Regions from separate parts of the Homo sapiens genome. Here all the other regions are linked to region 1. Evidence: chromatin loops called from intact Hi-C (ENCODE). Cell type or tissue: CD14-positive monocyte. All regions are shown on one strand.

Evidence for each region. A loop is a pair of places that touch in the nucleus more often than their neighbours do. Peaks named below come from ENCODE experiments on the same cell type or tissue, not always from the same donor. Only the 100,000 strongest peaks of a DNase experiment are listed, where the experiment ranks them.
Region 2: a loop joins it to region 1, with 2.9 times the contacts of the local background. A loop is called at or near these places in 12 of 110 quality-filtered maps.
Region 3: it touches region 1 in a loop (3-fold over the local background); 13 of 110 quality-filtered maps call a loop at or near these places.

What each region holds. Positions count from the first base shown.
Region 1 is chr5:32,589,099-32,591,598 of GRCh38, forward strand. It overlaps SUB1 (SUB1 regulator of transcription), which reads left to right. Exons shown (of 5, transcript NM_006713.4): 3 at 2,465-2,500. Among named protein-coding and RNA genes, the nearest start is that of SUB1, 4.8 kb to the left of the region's middle. In CD14-positive monocyte, CTCF peaks have their summits at 1,250 (motif pointing left) and 1,451; a DNase peak (open chromatin) is centred at 1,273.
Region 2 is chr5:32,413,488-32,415,987 of GRCh38, forward strand. It overlaps ZFR (zinc finger RNA binding protein), which reads right to left. Exons shown (of 20, transcript NM_016107.5): 5 at 1,482-1,700. Among named protein-coding and RNA genes, the nearest start is that of MIR579, 20 kb to the left of the region's middle. In CD14-positive monocyte, no CTCF peak of the experiment used is centred here; no DNase peak of the experiment used is centred here; H3K27ac peaks cover 944 bases.
Region 3 is chr5:32,389,879-32,392,378 of GRCh38, forward strand. It overlaps ZFR (zinc finger RNA binding protein), which reads right to left. Exons shown (of 20, transcript NM_016107.5): 12 at 397-559. Among named protein-coding and RNA genes, the nearest start is that of MIR579, 3.3 kb to the right of the region's middle. In CD14-positive monocyte, no CTCF peak of the experiment used is centred here; a DNase peak (open chromatin) is centred at 1,283; H3K27ac peaks cover 2,500 bases.

The sequences.
Region 1 (2,500 bases):
TTTTTTTAAAGACAGGGTCTTACTCTCTTGCCGAGGCTGGAGTGTGGTGGCACCATCATGGCTCACTGCAGCCTCGACCTCCTGGTCTCAAGCAGTCCTCCCACCTCTGCCTCCAGAGTAGCTGGGACTACAGGCATCATGCCTGGTTAATTAAAAAAAAAATGTTTTTGTAGGGACCAGGTATTGCTGTGTTGCTAAGGCTGGTCTCAAACTCCTGGCCTCAGGCAATTCTTCTGCCTCAGACTCCCAAAGTGCTGGGATTACAGGTGTGAGCCATCATGAGTGGCCATAAAATGTTAATTTTGACAGTTCTCTTAGTTACTGGTGTTTATTCTGCACATAAGGTTTTCTGAATTTTAGACTTGGTACATTTTTAAGTTTGTACTAAGTTTGTGCTCTGGTCCCTTCCATTTAATTAAATCAGCACGCAGTAAAGCTAACTTGAAACCCATTGACAAGATAGGCTTTTTCTGCATTAGATGACAGCTGCACCGTAATTGGTGAATTTCGCTAAATTGAGCATCTCAGTGGAGCATAACTGAGCGTCTCACTCTGCGGTCAAGTCTTCCGTGCAGAATTGTCTTTTATCGCATAGAACTTTACATATCTGAAGAGATATTTATATCCTAGAAATAGAATAAGTTGGTCGTGTTTTTCCTAATTAGTATATATCCTTTGTAAAATAGTAAGTAATGACTAGCACTGGTAGACCTGTGATTTCCGAAAGTTTATTCAAAAGAAGCAGGCTCCCTATCTTTTTTTTTTCCTCCTGAAGCTTAGCAATTTTAGCTAAAAGAAAAGGGGAGAGCGTATGGGAGATTGGAGAAGTTGCAACCTTAAAGTATAAATATAGAATATAACAACACATGGAAGGGTAAAATAAGGCTTCAAAGACTATACTTGAGTAAATTTCTTAATTTTAAAATTTGCACCCTATATAGTATTTGAGTATGTTGATGTAACACATGTGTATTGAGCTTTTATTTGCCAGACATGCACTATTCCACAGGGAATACTTAGAGCCTGATTTATAGAATAATTGCTTTCTGCATATTGAGCTAACTTTTTGTTTGTCCCAAATAGTAATATTACTCTTGTAAACACTTAACCTTGTATACCACATTTTTCATTTCATGTTTTACATGTATATAATATTTTTCCTAGCTTCATCTAATTTGGTAACATTCAATTAATTTAGTAACATTAAAATATTTATACTATTCCATCAAGAAGGAACATGACTGCCCTCTTCTGTTTGGGTTGGGTATTGTAGTGGTTTTTATGGGTTAGCTCTTTTTGAGAATGCGACTTTCTAATAAGCTTTTAAAATAATGCTGTTTTTAAAACAACGTTGTGATTTTTGAAAGCTAGTCTAACACATAGCTGTCTACAATGATTTTTTTTTTTTTTGTAATGAGGAAGTTCTTGAGTTGCTGGCTGTCAGTGCCCAGTGCAAAATAGCTCTCTAAAGATTTGCCTAATTGTAAATTCCTTTTTTTTTAATTTTTTATTTTGAGATGAAGTTTTGCTTTTGTTGCCCAGGCTGGAGTGTAATGGCGCGATCTCGGCTCACTGCAACCTTCGCGTCCCGGGTTCAAGCGATTCTCCTGCCTCAGCCTTCCGAGTAGCTGGGATTACAGGCGTGTGCCACCACGCCTGGCTAATTTTTTTTTTTTTTTTTTTTTTTGAGATGGAGTATCGCTCTGTTGCCCAGGCTGGAGTGCAATGGCACGATCTCGGCTCACTGCAACCTCAGCCTCCTGGATTCAAGCAGTTCTCTGCCTCAGCCTCCCTAGTAGCTGGGATTATAGGTGCCCACCACCACGCCTGGCTAACTTTTTTTGTATTTTTAGTGGAGATGGGGTTTCACCATGTGGCCAGGCTGGTCTCGAACTCCTGACCTCAAGTGATCCTCCCGCCTCGGACTCCCAAAGTGCTGGGATTACAGGTGTGAGCTACCGCGCCCGGCCCATAAATTCCTTAAGCCAGCATAAATTCCTTTTGGAATAGGCAGGACATAAATAAACATATCCTGGAAATGGAATAAGTTGGTTATATTCTTTTTAATTAGTATATCTGCTTCGTAAAATAAGTAACTGACTAGCCTTAGTAGACTGTGGTTTCCAGGTTTATTCAGAAGTAGCAAGATCCCTCCATTTTTTTTTCTACCAAAGAAATCGTATGTGGGATCCCAAACCACAAAATAACCGTTCCTGTGGTTAATACTACTATAATGCCTGAAGTGTCTTTTGGGATCCTGAGAACAGAGTTTGAAAACATTACTAGACAGAAGGATTGGTTAGATTCATAGTTTTGTTGTTGAGTGAAACTTGCTTATGTATATATTTATGATATTTTGGATGTAGTCTTTTGATTGTTTAAATCTTAAAAAGTAATGGGATCTTTTGACACTGGGGTATGTTTTATTTTTATGTGTGCAAATTTTAACCATATTCTTTTCTAGTTAAAGAGGAAAAAGCAAGTTGCTCCAGAAAAACCT
Region 2 (2,500 bases), 180 kb before region 1:
CTCTTTCTAAAAAAATAGTTTCTAATTTATAAATAATAATATATTACTCATGTAAATAAAAATTATCTTCATACTGTATAGACAACCAGAGAAAGAGAAAGGAAAGGAAGCACATATAAGAGAGAAACAATGAACAGGAAAAGCTACTCTGGTACTTCCTATTTTGTTGAAGCTAATGTGGACATTTAAAAAAAATGTGACTAATCAGATTTCATTGTAATATAATCCTAGTTACAATTATAGCTAGTCAACCAAATAGGGAGAGACAGTAAAGTCCTATCTATCTTAAATGACAGATCTAGGAATCATAAATTCAGTATTTTCTTGAGATCTTAACAAAAGATTTCTTTCCTAAATAAGGAATCTCCTGTACTATGCCTTTAATAGATTATAAAATGTCTTTCTACCATCATTCATACTGGTGAATGATGAGCAGGTCCTCATCATTCACCACTCCAGCCAGAGTTCTCAGATGTTAATGTCTCCTCATTCAATTCATTTCCACCTGGTTGTCCGGTTAACTTACAAATCTGCTCACACCGCTCCATTTCTTAATATAGCCTCTGCAGCTCCCTTTCTGCCCACAAGATAAAGACACACACCATAGCAGAGCACACATGGCTTTACATACTCTGGCACTTCTAGCCTCATCTACTGACATTTACCCCATGTATCCTGTATTCCAGCCACAATGAACTGCAGTTCTCAAACACTCCGTGCATTCCTAATTCATCATTGTATCCCTAGCACCCTAGAGTAAGAGATAAGAAATCTCTGAGAAATAAAAGAGTGTCATTCACAGCATATCTTCTGGGAGGAATACAAAAGCTGAGTCTCTACAAAAAAGGCAATGTGTGATCTTAATCACTGTGAAAATGCAAACTTCCTCAGCTAGAAATTGGCAACAGCAGTGGACACAAAAAGGTTTTAGCCATTGTACCTCTCTGGGAGAAATATATAATTATTTAAGGAAAATAAAGGTACTCTGTTCTTCCAAAAAAGGTGTGTTACATAACCACCATCTTATGGATGTTTAGAAAGGGCTACCCAACATTTCCATGATGAACTATTTCTGATAATAAATAGCTCTTCGAGAGCCAAAATAAACAGAAATAATTTGTCTGTGGTATTCCCTGAGTATTAACCTTGAGTTTTCAATTTCATTTGGAAAAGCAGGAAAGTAAACAATCCTGTAGAAAACTCGGTGTTACTTCCTTTAATTGCAATGCTAAGCCCAAGACTCATAATGAGCCTTAAAACCCCCAAGAACATATTATATTCTTCTAAGATCTTCTCCTCCCCACGCCCCCAAAAAAGCATACAATTTACAGAACAGTCACATTATGTACCTATATTTATGTCTATCAATTAATTTAATTCCTATTATTGGGAGTAAGGTAATTTCAAAGACAATCAAGATAGTTTCTACTAAGTCTCTTCCTAATTTGTTTACTCATTTAAACACAGTTTATCAGTCTTACCAGAATATGTAACTGCTGTGGTACTGTAAGTAGCACTCTGAGTATAGGATGGCACCACAGTAGCCGCAGCTGCTACTGGCTGTACGGTGGAGGATACAGGATAGATGGAGAAAGTAGTGGTAGCTGGACTTGGTGTGGCTGGTTTTATGGCTGTCACTTGTCGAGTTTGCTGGGCTTGAGTATACTGAGTTGCACCTTGGCTGTAACCTGCTTTGGGGGCTGAAGTAGGAAAGAGACATCAGAAAATTAGAAGAGTAAGCCACTATAGTTACTGTACCAGTATCCTTAAAAAGCTGGAAAGAATAGGTACAAACATCATTAACTATAAATTTTATGCCAGCAATTTCTCCTTAGCAAAAGGCATAAAACTCTTATTACCAATATGAATAGAATATACAAATAAATATACTATCTTCTGCCAAATGCTTTCTATGTATTTCCAAAATGATTATTTTGGCAAAACTTACAACTAACTGAAATAGCAGTGCTACCACTAAACAAACTTTTCTGAAAAGGAGTGTGTGTGTGTGTGTGTGTGTGTGTGTGTGCGCGCGCGCGCGCGCGCACTAGTCAGTCTACTTCAGTTAGGCTTAATATTGGAAACAGGACAGAATGAGTTACAATGTACATATTTCAATTCACAGTAAAAACTTCAATGTTTAATCATATGAAACTTGTTCATATACCATTCATTGCATTTTAACTGATTTTTCCATAGTGAACTACAATCTAACAAGGTACTACATAATTTTTCAAATGTCAATAACTTGAATGCAGCTATTCTTAAATGGCTGCCACTGATGTCTGTCAACTTCTTTGCTGCCTCTGACATACTCAAAACAATGTATATTTTGAAAGAGTCTTAGAAGCCTTATGACTAAATTAATAATCACTTGTAAATGATCACTAAAGCACATAAATGTTATTTCTGAAAAAGGCCCAAAATCACGGGGCCAAGCTCATTTTTTGTTCAGTTAAGTAAAAGTACATTAGAACTTTTATCTTTTTTTTTTTTGAGA
Region 3 (2,500 bases), 200 kb before region 1:
GGTGGCTCATGCCTATAATCCCAGCATTTTGGGAGGCCCAGGCGGACGGATCTCCTGAAGTCAGGAGTTCAAGACCAGCCTGGCCAACGTGGCGAAACTCTATCTCTACTAATAATACAAAAATTAGCCAAGTGTGTTGGTGAGCACCTGTAATCCCAGTTACTTGGAAAGCTGAGGCAGGAGAATTGCTTGAACCTGGGAAGCGCACGTTACGTGCAGTGAGCCGAGATCACGCCACTGCACTCCAGCCTGGGCGACAGAGCAAGACTCTGTCTCAAAAAAACTACCAAGATTACAAGATTATTAAGTCTAAACATTAGCCCCTCCAAAATTGTTTTCTTCTAATGCTGAACCAGTCAAACTTTCACCCCTTGTATCACCAACGTGGACACTCACTGCAGGCCCCTGAGGCTGAGGAGGCATGCCTGGTCGGACTCCCAGAAGGCCTAATGGGCCTGGAGGACCATGAGGATAACCTCCATCTGGCATTCGGCGGCGATCATCCCAATGATGTTGTTCTTCCTCCATTCTCCTCCAGTACATGTCCTCTTCATAACGTCTGAAACATAAAGAATGACATTATAAGCATATGAGGAAAAATACAGCCCAAGAACTTGCATCAATAGTGACATAAAAAGCAATAAAAAACCCCACCAACATCAGCCTAGCTAAAATTTCTTCCCAAATGTATCTGATTTTCCATGTTTGCTTTCATTGCGAAGTAAATGAAAGAGAAAAGAGCATGAAAAGCAGAAAATTTCAGCCTGAGGAAAAAGTAAAAAGAACAGGCATCAGAAACCTCAGTTTCTTACCTCTCTCCTGCTTTAAGTATGAATTAGAAACCCAATGCCACCTAAAGGAGGCAGGCCAACACTGTGAGTAAATGACCTGAAGTGCACAGATCAACATTTGGGAATTTTCTTCATGTCCTCAAAGAAACATGCTCTTTCCTATGTCTCTACTATGAAGAAAAACAGTGCAAGGCAGTGATAAATGGCAAGTCATAGTCAGTCTTACTGTTGGGGACACATTAAGGGTGTTGGGAATTATGGTAAAGAACTTGTCCTGGCTAGAGATAACAGCTGCTGCAACTCAGCTCCTATTAATTGTTGCCATAAGGGAATACAATAGTCCCCACCATTCTCATCGCCGTGGTTTCAGTTACCTATGGTCAACCACAGTATACAAATATAGAAAAGAACGTTCCAGAAAGAAACAATTCGTAAGTTTTAAATCTTGTGCAATTTTGAGCAGTGTGATGAAATCTTGCGCTGTCCAGCTCCATCCCACCTATGAATCATCCCTTTGTCCAGCATGTCCACACAGTATACACCCTACTAGCCTATTAGTTGCTTAGTAACTAACACCGTTATCAGATGGAAAACATATAGCATATACAGGGTTTGGTACAACCTGCGATTTTAGGTATCCACTGGTGGTCTTGTAACGTAACCCCCTTGGACAAGGAGGGACTACTGCACAGGCTGTGTTGCTGAGGTCATCAGGATTTTTGTGAAACTTCACGGTTGCTGGTTCAGATTACAAAATACTATGCATACCAAATATAACACCTCTGAGCTGAACTCAGAATGTGGGCAGCTAGTGTACAGCCTCTGCTTTACTGACCAACATATGCGAAATCTACTCTTTTTTTTTTTTTTTTTTTACCATCTCCTCCCCTCTGCCCTCCCAGTTCTTTCCTCATTTTCAACTTCAAACTAGGATACCAATAATTCCCAAGGGAAACCATGTGTCTACAGCAAATTCTGTTAACAATTAGGTTAAGGTTTTACTAATGTCATCTGTTAACATATAAGAAAGAAGTGCGCTTCCTGACTACCATTACAGAAACTACCAATTTCCTCAGGTTGGGAATAAGCAGTGCTTTTTTTTCCCTTAAATTGGCAGAGTCCCACTCTGTCACCCATTGCAGTGGCCTTGACCTCCCATGATCAGGTGATCCTCCCACCTCAGCCCCCCAAGCAGATGGGAATACAGGTGTGCACCACCACGCCCAGCTAATTTTCGTATTTTTTGTAGAGATGGGGTCTTGTCATGTTGCCTAGGCTGGTCTCAAACTCCTGGGCTCAACTGATTGCCCGCCTTGGCCTCCCAAAGTGCTGGGATTACAGGCAGTGTGTCACCGTGCCCAGCCAGCAGTGCTTTTTAGGATTAACCAACTAGGGACTGATAGAAACCATTCTTCTATCTATGTTATTTAGGCTTTGAGGAAAAAATGAATAAAAACAGCTTAAACGTTCTGGAAAATCCTGTTCGTTTCAGTTTCTAATAGTTTACTGTTGTTGCTAACAACGTTTAAGTCAAATAAGGGCAGGGACCTTTATCCATTGTTTACCAATTTGTGCTCACTACCTAATACAGTTCCTGGCACACTGTGGATGCTTAATAGTTGGTATTATCAGTGAAAGAGGAAAGCACTGTATAATCTAGCTATAGAAGAGAATTCCCAATATGTTACAAAGGCAGAAACTTCATAAAG